5 separate regions of the Mus musculus genome follow, and all the other regions are linked to region 1. A link is a loop called in an ENCODE intact Hi-C map of the cell type or tissue named here. Cell type or tissue: heart. All regions are shown on one strand. Region 1 holds the start of Uchl3 (ubiquitin carboxyl-terminal esterase L3 (ubiquitin thiolesterase)). Region 2 overlaps Lmo7 (LIM domain only 7). Region 3 overlaps Tbc1d4 (TBC1 domain family, member 4). Region 4 holds the start of Lmo7 (LIM domain only 7). Region 5 has its middle 210 kb from the start of Lmo7.

Region 1 (5,000 bases):
ACATGTCTTTTAAAAGGTTATGTTGTGACTTGGCATAACAAAAGATTGGTGTTGGTGGAAACAGTCTGAAGAGTGAATTTTAGGCTAATATAGATTACTAAGAAAATGAACCTCTCTCTCCCTGTCCTTTCTTCCCCTCTCACCTCTCTAGTCTGTCTTTTTCTCTCATTTTTCCTCTCTTCTGTCTTTTTCTCTCTTTGATCGTTTCTCACTACATAGCTAAGATGAACTTGGAGCTCACTCTGCAGCTCCAACTGGCCCTAAGTTCCCAATCCTCACCGTGATTCTCCTACCTTGACTTCTCAAGTGCTGGTGTTAGAGGCATGCACTATCATTACACATGGAAACTCATTTCAGGGGTGGAAAAGGTCCCTGCATGACTGTGATTGGCTGCAAAAATACAGCAATGCTGTATTTACAACATTCATGTTGAATTTACAAAGAGATCTTAGCAAGAAGAAAACCCCAGAATCAATAAATAAAGCATATTATAGAACTTTGTCCCCTAGGAGATAAAAACAAACAAACAAACAAACAAACAACCCAAAGCTATATGGCAAAGGGACATTCAAACGATGGAGGCGATGACACTGAATTTTGAGCCCCATTTTACATTTAATGAGTCAAAATCTGTGCTTCAGATTCAGGCATCATTCATAGGTATGGTCCAGTCTGAGGATTAAGGCTCTTTGTACTATGTAGGGACATCCATGCCAATGTGAGAGTTAACCTAATAGACTAGAAGTAAGGAGATTGGACGTCTGATATGTTTGCAAGGGTTTGGGGGGATCCGCAGTTCTGTGGGGTACTAGGACCACTTCTCTATGGCAAAAGACACATTATTGCTACCATCCATGTTTGGTGAAGACTTTCCAGTGTGGATGCTTTGGGGTCTCCTATGCGTTTTGCCAACAATTCATTCTCCACGGTGTGTTAGCTAAGCCTGGTTTTCTCACTGGTGTCTCAAGGTAAACTTTAGTAGGATTGTATTTTGGTTTGCTGTTGAGTTATGAGGAAGCAGACATGGTATGTCTAACAGGGAAGAAATTCTCGTGATAGAGGGATAAGGATGTTGTGTGGCGTATTGGCCAAGCACTAAGAGGAGAAACAAAATGCAGAACTGCAGGAGTCTGGAGAAAAGCGGCTGTCTGAAAATTCCCCTGGCACCCCAAACAGCCCCAGTAGAGACTGAGACTATAGCAAGCACCACAAGAGATCAGGCAACTGCAGCTAACCGATCATGAGCCCAGCATTGCCAGATTTACCAAGTCATGAGGTTGGACAGATATGGCATCAAGCCATCAGACAAATAGGGAGGAGTCAAGGGATTACAAGAGTCACCGGGTTATAAAAATAATAGCCAGAGCATGCGTGGGAGAGTTGGAAATTTCCCAAGAAGGACAAATTCAGCATAATAATATTTTTCTCACTTCTTAACTAACCTTTCCCTGAAATCCTTCTCTTCGATACAGAATAGTAATATATATCAGATCAAATTTCTGGAGTCCTGCCATGACTCTTGGTTCCTACATATCAAAAGGATTGCTCCTTGAAATATCTTCTGCTTCTCTGTCTTCATAAATGTTACCTTGTGTCAACTTTCCTGTTTTTGCATTTCCCCACATAACTGACAGATGGTATTTCTGCATACATGATTATTCCACTTCTCTCTCCTTTGTGACACTGAGATTGGGCCCAGGGCCTCAAGCATGCTAGACAAGTGCTCTACCATTTCTCAAATAGCCCTTGAGAAATCTCCTATGTACTAGCCATTGAGTTAAACCCTGAAAAACAAACAAACAAACAAACAAACAAACAAAATCATTACATTTGTCATCCTGAAATTTAGTGGGATGGCGAATGGATTTCAAAATGCTGTTTAAAGTCCTTCAGTTTGTACCAAACAGTACATTGCCTGATTTCCTCTTTGTAGTGGCTCCATATTGTTTCTCAAGCAGAACTGAGTATCTATCTACCTATCACCTATATCCACCATTTACCTATTACCTGTATCTCGGGCAGTGCAATAACAGATAAGGCCAACATATCATTCCAGTATCCTCACAAAGGAGCAGGAAGACCATGATTCCAAGGAGTCAACCCCTCTGGCTTGGCTGCCTTAAGGCTAGCAAACCGGTCCCACTCTCACAGAGTAGGAATCCATGACGCGCCCCCTAGAGCTTCTGGTTGGCATTGCAAGAAGGTGAGGTTGCCTGCGAGCACGCGGCCCGGTGGCGCATGCGTAGAACTCGGGAGCTCGCTCGGGGGAAGGGAGAGTCCAAGTGTGAGGGGAGTTCACCGTTGATCAAAGCTTCTTTTTCTCATGAACTAGGACATGGCTCAGGCTTATCAGTTTAATTTGCCTTTTAACTTCATTAGTAACTCCAGGGCTGAGTCTCCGTAGGGAGAGATCAAGCGTCTTGGGGGTCGTGGAAGTCCATTCGTTGGTTTCCCCCTCGGGGCGGCGTTTGGATGGTGCCGGCCGGAGCGCGCGGGGGCGGAAGCGGCGGCGGCGGCGGCTGCGGCGGTGGTGGCGGCTGTCAGAGCTGGAGAGCGGCCGGCGGAGCAGTCATGGAGGGTCAACGCTGGCTGCCGCTGGAGGCCAACCCTGAGGTGAGCGCGGCCGGGTTCCGCAGCCAGGGCCTGAGCGGGTCGGGAGGCCGGCGCCAGCCCGCATGCGCGCGTCGCTAAACCCTCTTCTGTGTCTCGTTTCAGGTCACCAACCAGGTGAGTGCGGTCGGTGCCTGTCACCCCGGACCCCGGAGTCCTTCCCGCCTTCCCCGCCAGCCTCCCCGCTGGCCTTCACCTCTGCATCCCCAAGGATCCAGGGATCTCATCCCGGGCGGGCAGGCGGCCCCAGGCTGCGGCTGTGGGCGGCTCCGCCCCTCTCGGGCCACCACCTGGCTCGGGGAGATGCCGGTGCAGCGAGCGTCCTCTGTCCCTCCGTCGGACCCCGCGTCGCCGGCGCTGCCTGGGGCACCCGGGGTCTGAGGTTTGGTAGCCCCTCGCCTGGTATCCCCACCCCGTGCCTTTCCCCATCTTGGTTCGTCTCCTTGCCGTTGCGGGTTCCATCCTGTTCCTTGACCCTGTCCCTTCTAAGGTGACTAATTTGCCAACACTTCCTGACTCCCGGCTTTGTAAACTTGCCCACCCAGTTCTGGTAATTCCATCCACCTCCTGTACAATGAAATCACCTTTCAGTCATCTCTTGCCCCATCGAGGTCCTTCTCTTCCCTGCCACGCCCCCTTTCTCTCCCCGTCTTTCGAAGGTGGACCTGGTCCTTGCCTCCTGTACCACACAAAGCCCGGTTTAATGGTTGTCCTGCAATGCGTAGCCACCTGCTACTCTTAAAAGGGAGTTTGTTTTGGATACTGAAGGTTGGGGCTTGGGATGCCTTTCAGACCCCAAATTAGGTGGTGGAATGCATATATATATATATATATATTTGCACAGATATGTATTAATTAGCCTTTTTTTCTGCTCTCAGATTTAGTTCACCTTTAACAGTTCTCTTAGTTTGTTATATAGTTTTCTTCCTTTTCTTCCATCTTTCTTCTCATAACCGAAGGATAAAGATCTATTATCAACGTTTAAAAATGCTTTTTTGAGACCAGACATCGTGGTACATGTCTGCCAGTATCAGCGTGTGGGAGGCTGAGGTAAAGAGGATTTTGAGTTCCAGCCCAGCCTGAATTGAAATGCTGCCTAAAAACCTGCTCCCTTCCTCCAATTATTATTATTATTATTGTTATTTTTAACGGTTTTTTTAAAAGCATTTTAGCAAATTCTTTGTATAAAACACACAGGCTTTATGTTAGAGGTGACATCCTTTGTCTTTTGGAATTTTTGAAAGTGTTTTCATTTATTTTGTTTCATTTATTGTTTCATTGATTTCGGGTGGAGGTCAGAGGACAACTTTCTAGATTCAGTTCTCTCAGTCCCTCAGGTGGGTCCTTGGGATTAAACACAGGTCTTCTGTATTTGCTGGTGGGAGGAGCCTTGACTCACTGGCCTGACTCCCTGTAGCTTATGTGGGTTTGTTATATATTTTTGTTAGCATCAGTTCCTATCTTCTTAGTAAGGTGAACTGTGTAAAGTTTAAAAGCCAGCACTTCCCCGTTGCCTTGCTGTTCACAGCACCCTTTCTGGAAGAGGCCAAATTCCTTTTGTTCTTGACTTTGAAATTTGCTCATCTCTTTCCCTAGTGCATTTTATTTTGTCAAGAGAAAAATCTCAAAGAATTTCCAACTTCTGTGCATAAGAAGAAGTGTGTATTTGAGCTGTAAAGCAAAGTGATTTTTACACTTTAGCGATAGCAATTTACTATATATGTGATAGCTTTCGCTCCATTGATCTGTCTGTTCCTCTTTCGGTTATCGTTCTCTTTGTTGTGGCTTTATAAGTCCTCAAATTGTATGAAGCCAGCATTGTACCTTTTCTGAATTGTTTAGGCTTTTCTAATTGCTTTACCTTCCAAATAAATTTTAGAATGCTTGTCAATCTGTACAGAAACTTGATTGGTGAATGTGGCAATTGGATAGACATATTCTGAGGGGTGTGTCTTTACTACAGTGGATCTTGTCATCTTTGACCAAGGTGGATCATCACTTAATTAGGTCTTTGATTTCTCCATCGGTGTTTGATAGTTTGAGCACATAGCTCTTGGGAAAAAGATTATTGGATACCTACAAATTTGATGATTTGAGGCGCTCTTGTAAATGGTATTGCTTTAAAAGTTCATTCTTGAGTTCTTTGCTATGTATTGAATGCAGTTTAAAGATCTGCCCACATCCTCAACTAAGTTCAGGGAGTAGCTGCACTGCACCTCAGTGTATCTGGCATCTTCTCGGTGGGTCTGGAGTAGCTGCACTGTGCCTCAGTGTATCTGGCATCTTCTCGGTGGGTCTGGAGTAGCTGCACTGCACCTCAGTGTATCTGGCATCTTCTCGGTGGGTCTGCACCTCAGTGTATCTGACATCTTCTCGGTGGGTCTGGAGGG
Region 2 (5,000 bases), 280 kb after region 1:
TCCTATAATCCTCTTGCTCACTTCCGTATATCCCATCATCCCCTGTGTCTCTCATCTTCTGAGAGAGCTCCAGGCTCTTTGTAGTTAACTAATTGTATATATATATATATATATATTTGTTTTTTTTTGTCTATCAGTGTGTCTCCTGTGGGTGTGACCTCGGAGGCTCTTCCTCAGGAGCTGAAGTCAGAATCCGAAACCACCAACTCTACTGCAATGACTGCTATCTCCGATTCAAATGTAAGAGAGCAAATCAGAGAGAAAATTTCTTGTCTTTTGAGGAGACCACGGGTTCCTATGTCTTTCCCTGAGCCTTGAGCTACCTCCTCTTCCTGAGAGTCCCTGTCATAGGGTCCTGGGCTCAGATCCTCTTCAAAGAGGCTGTGCAATGAGTTCCAGCCACTCAGGAGAGGGTTGTGGGGTTGGGGACCTGGAGGGGCTTGTATCCAGAAATCGGGACATTGACTCTGGTTTGCATAGATCCTGGAGAAACTTCTAATACCTCATGGAAAACAGGATACAGGGTTAAGGCAAGTCCTCTGAACAGACTTTGGTCTGCCTCCTGATTAAGGCTTCATCTTCATCATCAACTTATTTCCATATCTAATGATAAGACCTTAATGTGATTTATAATGTAATCAACTTTGAAAATGCTTGCATTACTATATAACCATGTATTATTCATATATAAAATTTTGAAAAAGAGAATTTTAATTCTGTCTATATGGTGTTTCAGTGTTACTGAATTAAAAAAATAAGTGTTACTTTCTTTTTAAGCATGTGTTTATGAGTATCTCATAGTGTAGGGTAGCATAACTCTGTTGTGTGTTGTTTATAGCCTCAGTAAGGAAGACAGCAGCTGTTGCTGTATATATATAGTTTTGAACCTTGATGCTGGTAACGTTTTTCTTCCTTGTTGTGAAAGGGTGGCACAAGTGGTATCTACAAACCTATTGCTTTTGAACTCAGAGGTATTTATGCGGTCCTTTATGTGCAGAGTGTTTGAAAATGATTTGAACCGGTCAACTCTCTTTTATCTGTCAGCAACTTCTTTCCTGGTTGTCCAGGCCTTCCTGGAACGCTGACCCTGAAGGTGGGAGAATGTCTAGGCTGGGCATGGGGTCTTGGCAGTGTGTCTGTGTGTGCACTTTTCTCTCTTAAACCCAAAGCCAAACATAATTGATTTTTGGAACCACTGCTCACGCCTTTTCTCTCCTTCAGTACGAGTAACAGAGAGTTGAAGGTTTTGTTTTTGTGTTCATTCATACTCTGTGTTTTACAAATAAAGAATTCTAGACCCCAGAGGCTGCAATTGCCTGCCTTTGTCCTAAGACTAAGCGGCAGGTAACTCTTCCTACCTCACTGGGCCACTCTGAGTGACGACTGCTTATGAACTCCCTTGAGCTGACATTCCCGTTTCTGAATCTGAGTGCTTTTCTCTCTTCTCTCCTTTGCCTAATCAGCTGGACGGCCAACCGCCATGTGATGTAAACCCCCATTCGAAAGCGCTGTTGCAGATAGAAGAGGAGGCGCTTGTCACTGATGCAGAGCTATAAAAAAAAAAATGCTGGATGGTTTTTTCCCCTCTTTTTTTTTTTTAAAGGAATAATCATTGCCTCGTTAAATGACATAGGAACACTGTGGTGTTGGTAGGACCTGTATTTTTGTTGTTTATTTATAAGAAGGTAATTATGTGTGTGTGTGTGGGGGGGGGAGGAGTGCAGTATTGACCTTTTAAATTCAGCATCCTAAAAGCACAAGTGGAAAAGAAAACTAAACAAAGCTCAAGAACTTAAAATCCTTCTCATACTCATATGATTAATGATCTCGTTTGACTCTCTAGTGGTTTTTCGAAGAAGGTATTTTATTTTAATTTTTTAAGTTCTTAAACATTATTTGAAATAGTTAATATAAATGTGTAACTGTGTTTGTTTATTATAATGTATTCTAAGTTAATGTGGATCCATATGAAAAATTTCACTTAAATCCACTCATAAATTTGCTTCTTTTGTGGTTTTCTTTACACGGAAATAATCCAATTGAAAAATAATTTTGCCTCTCTGTAATGTTTTATTGGTTTGAGGAGGGCACTCAATTTTCTTTACAAGGACTGTTGATGCTAAGCAAATGCCAGGAGAGGGCTGTTTACTTTCAGTAATGAAAAATATCCATGGCTTGTATACCAGTGATTTCCTCCAGAAACACGTGAGCTCTTCTGTTCCGCTGCCTTTGTAAATAAACTTGGTGATGCATTTAAGGAATGCTTTTTAAAACTCTTTATTGTTTCTAATTATTTAATGCGTTTGTGTTTCTAAAGTATGTGGTGTGTATGTATGTGTGGTGTCTGTGTGTGTGGCATGTGTATGTGTGTGTAAGAAGGTAATTATGTGGCAGGTGTGTGTGTGGCATCTGTATGTGGGTGTGTATGTGTATGGAGTCTGTGTGTGTGTCATATGTGTGTGTGTGTACCACAGGCACGTGAGTGTTTGTGGAGGCCAGGGGAGGGTGTTGGGTTACCTGGAGCTGGTGGATGAGAGACATCCATTATGGCACTGGAAACTGAGCTCAGGCCCTGAAGAGCACCAAGCTATCCTCCTGGCGACCCTGCCCCAAGGCCCCCTCTCATGCCTTTTAATTCTATTTAAGTGTGCACACCTTCTTTATTACATCTTACATATCTTTACTAAGGAGCAATTGACACATAAGACAAACTGCATATGTTTATATTCAGTGTGTATAACTTGGCAAGTTTTGGTGTGTGACTTCCTGCTACACTATTCCCACAACCACGATGGTTCTGTAGAAGTTTAATCTTAATCAATAATTTTATTTCCGATAATGTTATGATTTTGAATGTGCTTTTATGGCAATGGAAGTGGCTGTTGGATCAGCTTTTAAAGATCTATTCTTTTTTTTCTCCTAGGGAGTTTGGAAAAATATCTAGAGCAAAAGCAGTGCTTTAAGACAAGAAATATGGATCAAAAATAGCTAATATAAAATGTTAGTGAGCTTTGAATAAAAATATAAGGACCCTTGGCTCCTTGGTAAAAATGCAAATACTGCGAGAGCTATGTTAGAGGAGGCTTAAAATACATACTAAAGCGTTAATACGGGAGGAAAATAAGAATCAGTTCCAGAGTGTTTGGTTGCTGAGTAATTCTTTTTATTTCCAGTTATTAAAGTAATATGTACCTATTAAGGACATTTTGCCAAATTCCCCATAGCATTTGGAACGTAGCCTACAGCTCCAAACGCCAACGAAAGCACCAGTGTTTGAACTCATTCGGCATGCGCGTGTTTATCCTGCGACTTAGCTAACACTGGCTGAGTTTTCCATAGTCTTTTTTAAATTTATTTAATTTTATTTGTAATTCAGTTTTTACACTCGCTATTCTGTTTCCCGCCCCTCCCTGTCCACCCTCTGACTGCTCCACATCCCACACCCCCTCCCCCACCCCACCTGACCTCTAAACTCCCTGGAAGTCCTTTTCATCATGCATGTTACTCAAGCATTCTACCCCAGGTTATACCCCTAAGTCTCTGTTTCTTTTTATTTAATTTTTATTGGTATTTTTTTTATTACACACTGTCATGGGTCTCATGAGGATGCTTTTATCTAGGAGTATCATATGCTTTGATTGTGTTCACCCTTCAATGTCCCCTCCTCTCCCCAGACAATAGAACCTCTACTTTCATGTCATATGTAAAATATCATTGTATATGAAATGTAGCATCTATAAATAAGAAAAAACATTTGATATTTAATGGGATGGTTTCCATTTGCAGTTATTGTACATTGTGTGTGTGTGTGTGTGTACGTGAGAATGTGAGCATGTAGTGCCACTGTGTGAATGTGTGTGTGAGTGTGTGAGAGAGAGAGAGAGAGAGAGAGAGAGAGAGAGAGAGGGAGAGGAGAGAGAGAGCGCGCAAGAGCAAGCAAGCAAGCGAGCCAGCCCACAGAGCTAGTTTTCTTCTTCTACCATTTAGGTTGGCAGCAAGCATCTTTAACTCTCTGAGGTACCAACCGACCCCTGTGTTCTTTTCTTAAAATAATAGTTTATTTTTCCTTATGGCAAACAAAACACCACTGTGTGTATATATACCACATTTTCTTTACTCACGTGTTTGTGAACACCTAGGCTGATTTGATAATTTGAGTTTTATGAACAGAGTTACAATAGAAATATCTCCTTTGGTTCTTTTGGGCATAAACTCAGGAATAGTATGGTTGAGTCCTATGGCCATTCTGTTTTCAGTTATGTGAGGAATCTCCATGCTGATTTCCATGGTGACTAATTTACATCCCTACCAACAGTCCATAAGTGCATGGTGGTACCCTTTTACCCACATAACCTCCCTCTCTCTCTCTCTCTCTCTCTCTCTCTCTCTCTCTCTCTCTCTGTGTGTGTGTGTGTGTAAATTACAGCTGGACAATTTCTAAGCTGAATGACTGACTTGTGGGCTAAGTGGGCAAAGCAGACAAGATTGATAATCTGTAGCCAAGCAACAGCCAAGATGGGGTTGCAGAATCATCGAGAATCATTCAGGGCGTGTGTGAGTGGCATTTGCTAACATTCACTCTGTTCTACAGAAACTAGTACAAACTATGCCTCCCTGCAGTGGTAGAAGTGTGGGAGAGAAGTTAGAAGGGATGGCTTCTTGGTTCAATATTGCTTAGAAGGTGTTTCCAGTCACAAGTATTCGTGAACATAGTGAATCATAAAAGAAGTTTTCACTCCATAGGTATGTTAAAGTGTGAGTCATCTTTGATACTAAATTAAGGAAGGAAAGTATTGTGGAAGCTAAATTTGTTCTGTTTAAGGATTTAATCTTAGTACTTTGCTTGAAATATTCCTCAGTATCAGAGTGATTTCTAATCTCTAACACCACAAATGGAACTGTCTGAATTTCAGTGATTAACAGCATAATAGCTACCTTTGGTGTCTAATAGGATGCATTGTTGCTGGGACTTTATTTTTTTAAATAGCACTTTTACATCC
Region 3 (5,000 bases), 140 kb before region 1:
CCCAGAAGCCAAGTCATCCAGGGGAGTACACATACGTCATCCTAAGACCCCATGAGATGGGAAGTGGAGATAAGCTGCCCCAATACTCCAAGGCCAGCTAGCCTGACATACTCTGCAGTGAACAAGAGAACTGATGCCCACGGCTGTCCCCTGACCTCTACTCTGTGACACAGTTTAAAAGGAAAAAGGTGTTGCACACGTATCAGAGAGAAACAGACAGAAAATTCCCCAGCCCAGCCCCCTCCCATGACTCCAAGTGCATACCAATCCAAGTGAGGAAGACTGAAGACATGTGAACAAAGGGAACTGCATCAAGAACCAGGAATAGAAGCATCAGAGAAGACCCTGAGGCCAGAAAAAGCGGAATAACCAATATGCTTGGGGTCATTGGTGGTTTTCATCTCTCTCACACACACACACACACACACACACACACACACACACACACACACATACACACATTGTGTAGGCAGCAGGCAAAAGCCATACTAGGGTAGACAAATTCAGGAACAAAGCCTGAAGCAACAGGGACAGACTGGCTCTGAGGACTTGGCTCAGCTGTTGCTTGCTGCTCTTCCAGAGGACACAACTTCCATTCCCAGCACTTGTATCGCAGCTCACAACCATCTGTAACTCCAGTTCCAAGGGACCTGAAGCTCGCCATGCATCGGGCACACACTTGGTGCAGAGACAAACATGCTGGCCAAACACTAATAATATACACACACACACACACACACACACACACACACAAAACAATAAAATAAACCTAAGGAAAACGTTACAAATAAAAGTATTCAAATGATGGCTTCTGATGAAGAAAGCCGCAGGAACAATGTCTGTACGTGGGCAAAAGGGAAGAGACAACACAACGGAGGTGGGAATAGTTCAGCGAGTGAGGCAGGGGCTGCAAAGTGCTGCTGTGGGCAGGCATGGCGCTGTGGGCAGGCATGGCGCTGTGGGCAGGCGTGGCGCTGTGGGCAGGCATGGCGCTGTGGGTAGCAGACTTCCTCCTTCCACTCCCGCAAGCTCCTCTGTAAATCACAAGGCAGCTCATGAGCAGAGCTGAGGACAGGGAGGAAGATTCAGCACGGCACTGAAGGTGAGACATTGAATTTAATTCAAAGTGATTACAGGCCAACTTGCAAGGCAAACTTGTCTTGATATCTTAAGGTCACTCTTTCTGAGATGTCACGGAAGCAATTACAAGTTAATGGAAGGTTTTACTAGAGAGCTTAAATATCTTGGGTAAGATCTGGTCATTGGCAAATAGAAAGCTGGAGTCGGCACCTACATGAAGGCATAGAAATAAACTACGCTCCCAGCATAGGCTGTGGCTGGGGACTAAAGTGGAAGTTTCTGGTTGTAATGCGATGCAGACTCACATGGTCTTTTGCTGAACAAGACTCACACTGCATTTTGCTGAGGCAGACTCACATGGTATTTGGAGGGCGGGAGATTGAAGTGTTTTAAAACCCTTCTTAAAAGTGGGATTTAAAAAACCCTAAGCCTACAGGGAGCTATTCTAAGACGTATTGTATTGGTTCCCTTTCTTGTTGCCATGACAAATTATCTACTTATACAACTTAAGGAAGAGTTTATTTTAGCTCATAGTTTGAAGGGATGTAGTCAATCAGGGAAGGAAGAAGCAGGAGGTAGCTAGCCCCATTGTACCTGAAGTCAGCAAGAAACAAGAAAAAACAAGCCGAATTTTCCTCTGCTTGCTTTCTCCTTTGTTCTGGAATTGCAGCCCCTGGGAAGGTACCACCCATATTCAGAGCAGGCCTTCGCTCCTCAGTTAAATCTCTTGGAGACACGCCCACAGACAGGCCCAGGGGTGTGTCTGCTAGGTAACTCCAAATCCAGTTGGGAGAACAGTGAAGATTAACATCACAAATGCATTTTGCAGTAAGTCTGTGTATACTTACACGGTAAGAGAGAACATTTTGCATCTTACTTGTGTCGCTTATGAAAAATAATTTTTTATTTCTTTTCTGATATAGATACAATTTTCAAAAGGCAAAGTCATTGACTCATGAGAGTGAAACTTCTTATGCACTCAGAAAAGTCCATCTGTTTTCTAACTGTAGCAACACAGCGTACAGGACTATGAAACACTGTGAATTACTATTATCTATCATGGCATTGTGAAATTCATGGTTCTGAATGCTGCAAGTCCCTGCAACCAATACAAAACACAGTGAACCAATCTATTAGTTGATTCTATTGATCAGAAAATGTACTTAATGCTTAGTGCCCGCATTTACTGTAATGACCACGAGGGGGAGTGTTTTCACCTGGACTACCGTAATACAACTGCAAAAGAATAATACTGAAAAAAATAGTTTGTAAAATGTCATTACCACTGCTCTTATTTTAGACCGTTTTAGATATAAAATCAACCACTTAGAAGCAAATCATTGTAAATTTGAATAATTAAACAAGTGTGCCAAACCAATTAGCAAGTTAATAAAAAGAAAGGTTACTTTGAATAAAAAAATTATCGTAAAGTCAGGATTTAATAGACTTGAACCTGTTAAATATGTTCACAGAGAGCATAATAAACATAGTAAGAAAATATGTCTTGGCATTTTATCAGGGTATATGAAAATATAGAGCCTTCTAAACAAAGCGACGGAGGGGACAGTTAATAAATTTCAACTCATAAAATGTCTGAACTCAAGAGGAGTGGAGGCTTTAGGCAAGCCGTGATTGTGCAACGGAATGGGGGCCAGGGGGCAAGTGCTGAGCCAGAGAGAATCTGGACACCCCAAGTTCGCTGAGATCAGTAGATAGAGTTGTAATGGTATCAGGAAACAAACACACCACACATTTCTCAGAAACCTATTTCTGTCCTGGCGTGCCACATTGCTTCAGACATTCATAACAGCACAACAGATCTTTCACATTGTAAAGCCCTCTTCTCCAGAGATTTCAGTTGCTTGCATACAATATCTTTAATCTATAAAGGTGCACGGGCTCCTCTTCTTCCAAGACGAAAAACAAAAAACAGAAACAAAAACAAACAAACAAACAAAAAAACGATCCTAACTCCATATCACTGAAAGATAACGTGAAAACACACAATTGCCTTGTCTCCAAAAATAGGCGGGCAGGGAGGGCAGCCACGAGCAGCCAGATGACTCTCTGACCCACGAGGGCACATTCCGTGGGTCAGAGAAGACTGCTGCGTTCTCCACGGTCCCAATTAAGACTGGAGCTCGGTATGACCCTGTCCTTGACCCTTACAGTAGAACTTCACTCCTCTGAAAAACAGGGGTCGAGGTGAAGTGTGACTGATACTGTTATCGCCAGTATGTTAAAAATGAATAGTGCGATGGCTTCCAGCGAGGTTGCCTTTGGGGCTGTCAGTACACGTTCAGATCTGGGAGCACAGTCAACATCAATCACCCAGGGAAGCTCTAACCAGAAAACATAGAGTCGGCTCTCATAGCAGCAGAGTGGAGGGGTTCCTCAGTGTTCATTAGAAAGCACAAAGCCACCTCCTCTTCCCACTCCACTGAAGAGAATCTAACCATTAGGAGGCTCAAAGGACATGATTCCTCCTGTCACCTTTGGTGGTAGAAAACAACAAACCAGCTTGGTACCGTAAAGGGCTTTTCCAGAAATAACATGCTTATATGTGCTTTACAGATCTGGCATCAAATTAATAAATGCAATACACACTGTCGCAAGCAATAAGCCTCTACCTCTGTGATCTCTGAAACTGCTTTGAGAGACACCTGAAAGAGTGCACCTCCCAGCCACAAGAGGCCCCAGCCTACCTTGTGCTCTCTTGGCAGGTTGCTTCTCCCATTCAGCAGAACTCCTAATATGTTCTGTAGCAGTGTAATCAAAGACCTCAAGTAGATATTTCTACTTATGGAACTGTATAAATACCACACATTTGGCTATGGATTTCTAAGTCCTTCAGTTTCTCCTCAGAAATTTAAACTGACTTGTAACACTATCATATTTGTAAGAATATAGAAGCCTTGGGGAAATGGCTCAGTGAGTGGTGTTTGCAAGAGAGCCCAAGTTCAGGTCCCCAGAAGTCAGTCAAATGCCAGGGATGGAGGTGCCTGCCTGTAATTTCAGCAGTGGTGAGACTGAGACAGGCAGGTGCCAGGGGCTCATTAGCCAGCTAGGTTATCGTGACATCCACACACATTCAAGCATGCACACACACACACACACACACACAGAGAGAAAGGCGTGTGGTGAATGCTAGGTAGGCTATCCTAGCATCCACACCTGAACACACACACACAGTCACATACACACACACACACACATGGGGGGGGGGGGTAAAGAATACCTGAACATCTTCTTAATATCTCTGGTACTAGGTTTAATGAAGCTAGTGTTTTGGTGTTAGCATTGCAACCAACATGATTTAAGATAGAAGAAATGAATAAAATCTGTTCAATGGTCACTAATAATGAGTGTGCACGCTGTGATCCTGTGGGCAAAATTCAATTTCATCAGCCTTCTCAAAGAAGAGATGTTTATTGAAGATGAATATGCTCTGAGAGACTTCACACCCGAAACCAAACTCAAAGCAAGCGAGGGTTTCTATGTCTATGTGTGAACAACTCTGAAAAATATCCGTGAGGGATTTAGCTGTGGTAGACACGACTGTAACGTCTAAATAGCATCCACTACAATGTAGATCAAACTTGGTGCTGTCGATTCTTGTACCGTCTCCAATCCAAATCTACCCCCACAAAGGCGCACAAGAAGCCACTCTGGTGACAGGTTTGGACAGGTTTCATTCAGTCCCACCAGGTCTGCTTTAGATGTACCCTAACATTACCACAGTGGAAGATGACATGCAGTCATTTTTCACTGATGGCCCCCAGCCATTACGTTAGCTGGGTACCACAGGTGTCCATATGTTCTCCCAGGACAGAGTTAGTCTGCAGTAGCAGGAAATGAAACCAAGAAGAAAAGAGAAATTGAAGGGAAAAAGGAAGTGAAGTTTTTGTCAGGTCAAGTCC
Region 4 (5,000 bases), 75 kb after region 1:
TTCTGATGCTTAACTTTTTAAACTATTTAAACATCTCATCTTGTTTTGTGTGCCTGACCTGAGTGTATGGCTGTGCACCATATGTATGCAGGATGCTTAACTTTTTTATTATGTTTGTATTTGTGTGTGTGTGTGTGTGTGCATGCACACACATGTATTTCAGCACATGTATAAAGGTCAGAGGACAACTTACAGGAATCTGTTTTTTTCTTCTGCCATATGAGCTTCCAGATCAAATTCAGGTAGTCAGCCTTGGCATCAAGCATCTTTTCCTGCTGAGCCATCTCACTGGTCCCAGATATTTAATTTCCATGAAATAATGAAGCAAAGAATTATGCTTAGGTGTTCTGAGTCGTCAACCTGCTGCCTTAACTCCTTAAGATGAGCCGTGGCTGGTGGCCAAGTTGACTTTAAACCATTTTCATGGTTCTATACTTCTTGCAATATCTTCATTTGAACAAGTAAAATGGCATCCCCACTCAGTAGGAAAATTCTGTATGTGAAAGCAGATACGTGTGCTCGTGTGCGCGCATGTGCGCTCACACACACACAGTGTGCCCAAAAGAAAAGAATACCTCTTTTGTGGTATGTATACTCATGGGCTTTTACAAATACCATCATATTTAATTGTTTTATAAAACAATCCTTTCACTGGGCAGTGGTGGTGCACACCTTTAATCTCAGCACTTGGGAGGCAGAGGTAGGCAGATTTCTGAGTTTGAGGCCAGCCTGGTCTACACAGTGAATTCCAGGACAGCCAGTATTACACAGAGAAACCCTGACTCCAAAAGCCAAATAAATAAATAAATTAAATTAAAAAAATAAAATGATCCTTTTGAGATGTTACTGTCTCCACACTTCTCAGACGATGAAACTGGAGATCTGGTATCTGATAACCTAAGTTGTTCTGGGTCCCAGGCCTGTGCACTTCTCATCCTGGGCAGCTGCCTGCAGAGTGAAACATTGGGCTCTGCAGCAATGTATTAGTTGCTTATTTTCCTGTGAGAAAACACCATGACTAAAGCAACTCATGATAGTTTATTTTGCCTCAGGGTCCATAACAGCTAGGGAGGCTTTTTAACCACACCCAGAAGACAGAGAGACAGAGAGAGAGAGAGAGAGAGAGAGAGAGAGAGAGAGCACAAGCTGGAAGCAAGGTGAAGCTGTAAACACCCAAACCCAGCTCCCAGCGACATACTTCTCCAGCAAGCCTGCACTTCCTAAAGGTTCTATAGCCCCTCCAAACAGCTGGGGACCAAGTGTTCACATACTTGTGTCTAGGGTGGGCATTTCTTGTTCAAACCACTTGTGACCACAGGAGGCATTTCAGATAGCATGTGCTTATATAGGAATCCTAAGAACTTCCTGTCCCGCTGCACTGGCAATACTGAAGCTCTGGTATTCTATGTATTTCAGTATGATATTTTGTGTCTTTATCAGGGTGGTAGCTCACACTTGTAATTTCAGCACTGGACTGGCCAACCAAGGTATGGGGATTGGCATGAATTCCAGGCCATTATAGCCTACACTAATGAGGGCTTGCCTCAAAACATCAACCCTTCCCTCGCTCCCTTAAATAAAACCATTTCGCGTTATATTAAGTTTTTACTTCATGTTTGCCAAAGACAGCAGTTTTGTGATAGAGAAAAGGAGAGAAACATCTTCCTGTTTTCTTTAACCATCCCACTCTCCTCTAGGGTTTGGCCTAATAAGAGTGTAGGCAGCAGGCAGAGAGGGATGGTCCAGTCAGTGGCCTCCTGCCATAGCAAGAATAATCCCTGAAGTTTGTCAGCCAGCTCTTCTAAGCAGACCCAGTGATTACAGCAGGCCAATTAAAAAAAAAAAAAAATAAGGCTTCGGGATAAACAGAAACCATCACCCCAATCCAGATGGTCTTCATTCACAAGAGCAAGTGGGTTCCAACCCAGCCTTTAGATCTAACTTCCAGGAGGCAGGAAGTACTGGGAGAGAAATGTGGTGAAGACACCACAAAGAAGCCATAAGACAAATCCAGAAGGCAACTTGTTTCTTTCAACACACGATGCCATTCCAAAAAAGGAAGAAGGGGCTTGAGGAGGAGGCCCTTCTAGGGTAAAAAATCCGCAATCAAACGGAATGCAGATTCTCTGATTGCCTCGAGGTCTAGGTAAGTCAGCTGCAAAGGACGCTTTGGCATCCTAGGGAAATCCGAGCCCGGTTGATTAGCAATTTTATTGGCTTTATTTAGTTACATGTGAAAATGGTCTATGATATTGCAGGATAGTGTTCGTTAAAGATGAACTGTATCCTGGGATATTTAGAGCTGAAATGTATCCTACTTTAAACCTCTCTATAGTGAGATAAGCCCAAGTGCTAATGATCATTAAACAGAAGCTAGGCTGTTTCCGTAGACAAGATTCTCTGCCATACGTTTGAAAATTTCTTTAATCACACACACACACACACACACACACAAAGAAAAAAAAGAAAAAAAAAAGAAAAGAAAAAAAGAATGAAATGTTGCGTCTCCTCCAGAAAAGAAGGGCTGATCTTATCTTCTTCCATAGGTCAAGTACCCTGGTTGGAGCCCAGAGAGTCCCCAGAGTTTCCTTGGAGAGATCGCGGGGCATTGGACCACCTGTGCACTTTGCTGGCCAGGCCCCGAGCACTTACTCAAACTCTCTGCTCACTCTGAATAACCAGTCACCTTTGCCACACCACGAAGGGTACAGGTTTTGATTCTCCGGGGGAGGGCGGGCCAATGTCCAGAACTGGGCCAAGCAGGCAGGAGAGGTGGGAGAAAAGCCAAGTTCCTTCGGTTCACCGTACCCTTGAGGCGAGAGGGGAAATGAAGCCACAGGTCTTCCCCACGGACCCACCTGCGATCGGGGGAGGAGCGACGCCAGCCCAGACTAGGGGACCAGCCGCCAGTGCCCAGGCCGGTACCCTCACCTGCGGCCGGAAGCCGGGGCAGTAGCGGGGACCGCGCAGCATCTGGGACCGGTCAGCGAGCTCCGTGGAGCCGGAGGGTAGTGGCGTGGAGGCCTGGTGGCTCCGCGTCCCCGCGGGGGAAGTTTCTTGGCCCGGAAAGGTGCAATTGTGTGCAGCTATTCCTGGTATGTCAGGCCGCAGGCAGAAGGGGCGCCGCCTCCCGAGAGAGCCCGGGACTGGGAAGGCGGGTAGAGGCGGGAAGGATGCCGGCTGGGGCGCATCTCCCCGCCCAGATAATTCTGACCAGAGAGGTGGCTGCAAGGACCCTGGCGAGGGGCAAGGACGGAAGCTGGGACCGGCCCGTAGGGGGTGGGCCGGGGCGGGGCTACTGTCGAGGGCGGTGACAGCGCTTGCGACTTTTGAAGTTCCCAGGAGTCCCGGCTCCTTCTGCACACCGCTTCCAGTTGCCTCTTCACCTCCTCCTGCTCCAGTCAGGCTGAACTTGAGCCGATTTCTAGAGTTTGGAGAAAGCAACTCCTGCAAATTCTTCTAGGTTCCTGAACTCAAACTGCACGTCGCTACAAAGGGCGGGGGACGCGTGGCGTGGGAGCTCTGGGTCCCGGCGCGCACCCACTGAGCTGCTCCTCTCCCTCTCTTGCCCTAGACATGGAAGGGATGGAGGACGCCGAGGCCGATTGCTCTGTTGCATTCGCAGAGGCTCAGAGATGGGTGGAGGTGAGTGTCTTTTCCAGTTCTTTACAGATGAATTTACACTTTCCGTGCCTGAGTCTTCTTGGGTTTCCCACCAATCTGAGCTTACGTCCGTCCGGTGACCTAGGCTGAGTAAAGAGGCAGTTTTGGGTACAGTGCAAAATTTCCCTCTCTAGTCTTCTGATGCCTAGCCCTCCTCAGACTTTCTTGCAGATCTCCCAGCGCTTGTCCACCAGGTTTGGGTATCGCACTTCCCAAAAAGCGGGGCACAGAGCTAGGCTGGGGACCTCGGGCGCATTTCTTCGGGATGCAGTTGCTTATCACGCACCTGGGTAGCCAGTGTATTCAGCACGGGGTGTGAGCCTAGAGAGTTGGGGGGCTGCCATCCTTCCCTCTCCCGCTCTCTTCCTCTCCAGTTGAGAAACTAAAATATCCTAAGCTCCTTTACAGACGGCTTGTTATTCTTCCAGCTGTGCCTCACAGACAAGATCTTCTGTTCCTTTTATTGTCACGAAGGAGAGATAGTCTCTACATGGTCGCCTTCGGACTAGCCTGTTTTATTCCGTTGCTGACCACCTAGGTGGGTTGTGCTTGTGAATGAACTCAAGGCACCCCACACCTGGGCTCTAGTACCGAGTTACAACTCTAGACTTATGAGGTGACTTTCCGGATGGGTCAAAAGAATCCTTCCCAAAGTGGGACTCAGAATAACTGATGGTTATAAAATTGTTGCCCACACCAACCCTGACGTCATTTTGGAGTTAGTGGTGCCACATGCTGTTTTATCCAACAGCTAGGGAATTTAATTCAGGGCCTGGGACATGCTAGATAAGAGCGGCTACTCCTGAATCACGCCTGCAGCCCCTCAATCTACCTAAAAATTCAAATTAGGCTACTAAGAATATAGGGGAAGCTAGTTCTTTAAAAGTCATTTTATTTTATGTTTTAAAGAAATACATGTAGGGTCCCACTAGCTTGAGGACCTGCTTTTGGGTCTCTAGCACCCGTGGAAAAAAGCCATTGCAACTCCAGGACAGGCAGGGCTGCTGAGGCAGAAGTATTCAGTGTGACTTAGCCAAAATGGTGGCTTCCAAGTATATACCCCAACCCCCATCGGAATCTACATCCACATACATACCTACAAACACACACACACACACATACACACACATACATACCTACAAACACACACACATACATACCTACAAATGCTCACACACACACACACATACATACCTACAAATGCTCACACACACACACACACACATACATACTCACACATACCTACAAACACTCACACACACACACATACATACCTACAAACACACACACACACACATATACATACCTACAAATACACACATACACACTCACATACA
Region 5 (5,000 bases), 290 kb after region 1:
CAGCACTCAGGGAAAGTCCTTTGGAGTTGGTCTGAGGGATTTTGAGTTCAAGTCCTTGAGTAATGGAAAGCTCTTCTTACTTCCAATCCAATTTAGGATGTCTGAGCCGTGAGACGCCCTGTCTGAGGCTGTCTGAGACTTAGGTTAGAATGCCCACAATGCTTGAGTCCTTGTCTCAGGAAGACAGATGAAAGTGGCCTTACAGAATTCATATCAGGGCGTGTTGAGCACTCTCTACATGTCAGAACTGTCCAAAGTAGGACAGTGCATGGCGGTTTCACATTATTAAGTACAGCTGTGAACAGTTGACTTCTTCTCCCCATACGGTCAAACCCCATTTTCTCTGAGGGAGAGGCTTTCAAGCATAATTCAGTCTATGCTCTGCAAGTTTTTCAGATTAAAATCAGCCAGGTAAGGATTTCTCCTCTTAACAGGTAGCCACTGAGCACTGGCAATGTATGCACGACTGTGCAATGAGTCATTGTAGGCCCTGTGTGTGTTCCACTGGTTTCTGCAGGGATGCTAGAAGCATCACCATTCACTGAAGCACGGATGGAGGGTGTGTGCTACACGGTCTAGCCATTGTCAGTTTCCGCTCCCACCCTTGGTCCTAGCTCAAAGCTCTTGTGTAAACATTACTACTCCCCACATCTACAAAGTTGACAGTCTGGGGTGCTTATTTACACATTTTACAGCTTTGGATGAGACAGTTTTGGGGGAAATTATTCAGTATACTTATAACTACTTTGATATTTGCCAGCTAAAAATCATGAATTAATGTTATTTCATTCACGGTTCTGCTTCTTTGAGGGGAGATTAGTGTAGTTCCAACTATAAATACTAGTGTTTATGAAGTCATATTTATAAATACATACTCTTACCCAAAAGATAATAAAAAGGCACCTGTGGTCTCCGTGGGCTTGTCGGTTGACAGACGTGTTTTCTGTGACCCCAGTGGTGCCTGTTTCGCTGGAAGGAAAGTCACCTGCTCCGTGAGTAGAATACAGAATGAGCTGTGAGGTCGTCCGATTCTAGGCAGAGGATGGCAGAACTTGTTTAAATATTAAAACATTGATTTACATGTATTTTAATGTTTGAAATGAAAATTTAAGCTTTCCCAATATCTCATAGAGGCTGACATAATGCTGGTTTTGACAGTCCCATTTGTCACCCATGCACTACACAGGCATCTCAGGACCTGACTGGGAATGAAGCACAGTGTGCAGGGCTTAGCAGCAGTGCTGCCCTTGGTCTTTAGCTTTGAGCACATCGCCATGACTTGCAATCTGCTCTTTGCATCTCCCTGCCAGCAAAGCAGTGAAGCACATGAGGAAGATGAAGAATTCATTTTTACAGTGCTGGTCAAAGTCAATGATGTGGTCCTCCTGAGAAGATGTAAACGCAGCAACTATGTATTGAAAAGAACATGGCGAGTCCTTTGTCAGTGAATATTACTGGAAGAAGCACAGAAAATGTTGCCGAAGAAACAGACGTGGAAACTAATAATTCAGTGTGGAGGGTGGCTTTACAGTGCAGATGTCTCCATCCCTTCCGGAGTTTGCTAACTTATGACCCAGTGAGGAATCCAAAAATGACTTCCCTGTGAGCCAATGAAAAGGAAAGCACTCTAGAAGGCTGGATACACAACAGTGGATTACTTCCCTATTAAAGACATTTGGCAGTAAAATCATGCAGTCCTGTCCATTGGCTGAATCGTTATTTCAGAATAAGATGTTCCCAGAATAATGTTACCCCTGTACTAGCTTTGTTCCACTTATTGCAGGTTTTTATCATCAATGGAATTTAAGCCAGAAATCCCCAAAGGTGGTTAGTTTTCTGAAAGCCAGATCCTACCAGGGTGTAATAGCACTGTCTACACAGATAGGAATTGGCCATGGTTTTTCTTAGCAAGTGTTTGATGGCTGTTTTCATGATTTCCTTTGGCAATAGCTGAGGTTTCTGTGTTTTCCTCTACAAAAAGCATTTCAAATCTGTCTATCCAGCTCACTGACGAGTGGCCTGGTCTTTGTTTTCTAGCATAAACTTAAAAGTTAAGTAAGCTTTATCATTTCTTTGTAAGGTAAAGAGACCAATTTTAAAATGTGTGAAAAATAACTCCTATTTGAAAAAAAAATTGTAGGCCATTTTTAAATTCGTTGTTTATAAAGTCTTCATTGTTAAGAGGTCTTTTGGAGGAAAGTAAATGTTTGACAAGTAACCAGTCTCATTTGCAACTAATATTTTTGAGAAAAGTTTTAAAGGCCACACATCTAGTAGAGCCCCAAATACCATTTTTTGCTTGTTGTAAGGGTAATTAGGGTCCGAGTTTGGAAACCGGGAAAGAGCTGTCTGTGGTCGCACCTCTAGGTCTACAATCTTCGCCCTCCTAAGGCTAGAAAAGAGGCAGAGACTGGAGAAGCCCAGGAAACTTGGGAGCTGTGTAACCAGGTATAGGCCAACAGCAGGAGACCCTGTCTCACACAAGATGGAAGGCGTGGACTTGCAAGTGTTCAAATTCCACAAGTGTGCAGTGTCACACTCATATCTGCTATCACTCAAACATGTGCACACACATTCACACACACACACACACACACACACACACACACACACACACACACGAGATTTAGAAAGATTGCTTTTTTCTTTCATCTTTAGCATATTTTAATAATATGTAATATGATTTTTGTGGGAACAAATATGTTAAATGTGCACATTGGAGGCTATATGCATTCAAAACAAAACAAAACAAAAACAACTGAAATGCATTACTAAAAATGGAGAGGTCCAAGTGTTTCTGGCCAAACAAAAGACAGAAAGTAAGATGAACTGGGGAAGTCATCACCTTACATCTTTTCAGCCCATTTTTCATAATTTTGAAAGAAAAAAAAATCCCCTCTATTTTGTAAAATGTTGAGCTGCTGAGACAAGAGAGAATGGGTAGAATTTTCAAAAGTCCGTAAGAAAAAGCACGTCTGCAGTAGCATTCTAAGCCCTTTCTTTGGGAGTTTTCAGTTTGCAGTTTGCAGTTCTTTTCTGCATTCTGAACACTAGGTGGCAGTGTGGACACAGGAAGGAGGCCAAATGCTCTCCCTCCGTTTTCTTTTAAGGGCTGGTAATTTACAAGACAGATGTTGCACAGCTAAGTTCGTCCATATTAGAAGTCCAGGCACTGAGCACTGAGTCCTACAGGACACGGGCTAAAAGATTAACATGGTTCTTAAAGGACAAGTATCTGGAGGGCAGCAACATCCTCCTCTGGCTTGGAGCTCTGAGCTTCAAGGGTGTGCTGGGAGAACAAGGCTCTCTCTGGCTTAGCAAGCAGGGCTGGACCACTGTAGTCCAGAGCTGCCCTGTTTCGTGGAGATGGTGTTTCAGGAGTCGCAATGCCCTCCCAGCTATTGAGACCACAGTCTTTGCAGTGGGGTGTGGTTGCAGCCATTTCTGATTTTCTTTGTGGGAAAGTCAATTCTCTAGAACAGTGGTTTTAAAACACTTCCAGTTTGGTTTTTTTTTAAATCTTTTAAAAATCATCCACCCCCTCTCCAAAAACAAAACAAACAAAAAACCTAGTGCATCTTTGAGATGTGTAAATACTAGAATTACCTGTGATCAAAATGAAAAACAAAAAACCGTAACCCCTACCCCCAAACAAAACAGTCAACCCAGTAGGCAAAGGCATTAAACACAGGAGTGTAATTGCTGGGTTCTCCCTTTGTTTTGGATTCCCAGGGCTGAGTACCCCCCCTTAGGCAGATTGGTAACCCTATCATTTGTTTGGGCATAAAAAAACAATCTAAATATGTAAACATCTCCATATATCTACATATGGATGTGTGTTTACAGATGTGAATGGTGCACAGCGGTCTTTCTCTGGATATCTAAGTAGAAGTCTGAAATATCAGCCCCCTATGGTCATTATGCAGCTCTGACAGCTGGCTTGATTACCAAGATGGCTCATGGAGTGTGGATGCGAAACCCGTGTCCTGTAGATCAAAGGAATGAATCATAGACTGGATAGATGGAGCAGGGTGGTCGGAGACTCTTACCATGGCCTCTTGGAACAGTTTGAAGTGTGGGAATTGTTTGCTGGTCATTGGTAGTGAAGCCAGGTAAAGCCAAGCCCCAGTTCTGAAGGAGTTAACCTTATCTTTTAACCTCTGAGTAATGAAGACCCACTACGTGGAGGCCTTGCTCTCTGTGATGCAGAAAAACAGAAATGTCCTCGATGGAGCATAGGGAGAGCCGTACTAATGTCAGGTGAGCGCTGCCGAGTGCAGCGGGCGAGGTGGAGGGGAATGGGTGAGCTTCTAGTCTCTATGGGGATTGTCTTGGATTCCTGAGTCCAGTGATGGCTAAACAGACATCTTCATGAGACAGAGGAGTGGGCACTGTACATTTTACTGAGGGAGGGAAGAATCAACTGCTTTGAAGACCATGGGTAAGAAAACACAGACAAGCAGAGGGAGACCACAGACGCTGATGCCTGTGGAAATTCATTGGCCTCTTCTAGAGACAGTGTACAGTTCGATAAGGAAATAGTATGTTTTAAAATAAAATAGTTTAGTTTTTTGTTAGCATGGCTGAACAAAATACTGATGGGTGCTCTGTTTCTTTCAGCTTCACACATTTGGATTATGCCCTGTCAATGTCTGAAAACTGCAATACCAGAGAGGCATCCCTAAACTTCCTTTTTTTCACTAAGAGTCTGTAAGACTGTCCCCACTGCCTTGCTTCTGGTGTTTTTCATGTTGAGTTTGATTTTCCTCCTATGGCCAAACTTTTCTAAAGCTGGGTACCACATTTTCTTTTCATTTGGCTCTGCCCTCTTCTTTCTGCAAAGATGATATTGTGGATAGAGCGACTTGAAGGAGGAGAAGCGTTTCCTGGAAGCCGGTTCTCTACAAAGAAAGTGGTCGGATGCTATGTAAAACTCATTACAAAGCTGCCTGGCATTTCACAGAGAAAAATCTTTAAATCTAAGCTTAGCCAGGTCCCCC

Evidence for each region. A loop is a pair of places that touch in the nucleus more often than their neighbours do. Peaks named below come from ENCODE experiments on the same cell type or tissue, not always from the same donor. Only the 100,000 strongest peaks of a DNase experiment are listed, where the experiment ranks them.
Region 2: a loop joins it to region 1, with 2.0 times the contacts of the local background. A loop is called at or near these places in 5 of 42 quality-filtered maps.
Region 3: a loop joins it to region 1, with 9 times the contacts of the local background. A loop is called at or near these places in 13 of 42 quality-filtered maps.
Region 4: it touches region 1 in a loop (2.1-fold over the local background); 2 of 42 quality-filtered maps call a loop at or near these places.
Region 5: a loop joins it to region 1, with 2.1 times the contacts of the local background. A loop is called at or near these places in 5 of 42 quality-filtered maps.

The regions. Positions count from the first base shown.
Region 1 is chr14:101,651,493-101,656,492 of GRCm38, forward strand. Uchl3 (ubiquitin carboxyl-terminal esterase L3 (ubiquitin thiolesterase)) reads left to right here and starts at 2,475. Exons shown (of 9, transcript NM_016723.2): 1 at 2,475-2,613; 2 at 2,716-2,727. The coding sequence starts at 2,572. In heart, no CTCF peak of the experiment used is centred here; DNase peaks (open chromatin) are centred at 2,209 and 2,589; H3K4me3 peaks cover 1,730 bases; H3K27ac peaks cover 1,201 bases.
Region 2 is chr14:101,932,433-101,937,432 of GRCm38, forward strand. Lmo7 (LIM domain only 7) reads left to right here. Exons shown (of 31, transcript NM_201529.2): 30 at 138-240; 31 at 1,464-2,261. The coding sequence ends at 1,486. Among named protein-coding and RNA genes, the nearest start is that of Lmo7, 210 kb to the left of the region's middle. In heart, no CTCF peak of the experiment used is centred here; no DNase peak of the experiment used is centred here.
Region 3 is chr14:101,515,250-101,520,249 of GRCm38, forward strand. The region is part of intron 1 of Tbc1d4 (TBC1 domain family, member 4); the gene reads right to left. Among named protein-coding and RNA genes, the nearest start is that of Tbc1d4, 91 kb to the right of the region's middle. In heart, CTCF peaks have their summits at 2,277 and 3,764; a DNase peak (open chromatin) is centred at 992; H3K4me3 peaks cover 637 bases; H3K27ac peaks cover 1,266 bases.
Region 4 is chr14:101,726,581-101,731,580 of GRCm38, forward strand. It overlaps Lmo7 (LIM domain only 7), which reads left to right and starts at 3,348. Exons shown (of 31, transcript NM_201529.2): 1 at 3,348-3,645. The coding sequence starts at 3,577. It overlaps Gm9922 (predicted gene 9922), which reads right to left and starts at 3,148. Exons shown (of 2, transcript NR_168926.1): 1 at 2,932-3,148; 2 at 1,020-2,809. In heart, a CTCF peak has its summit at 3,125; a DNase peak (open chromatin) is centred at 3,171; H3K4me3 peaks cover 1,884 bases; H3K27ac peaks cover 1,361 bases.
Region 5 is chr14:101,939,988-101,944,987 of GRCm38, forward strand. No RefSeq gene overlaps it. Among named protein-coding and RNA genes, the nearest start is that of Lmo7, 210 kb to the left of the region's middle. In heart, a CTCF peak has its summit at 3,048 (motif pointing right); no DNase peak of the experiment used is centred here; H3K4me3 peaks cover 322 bases; H3K27ac peaks cover 392 bases.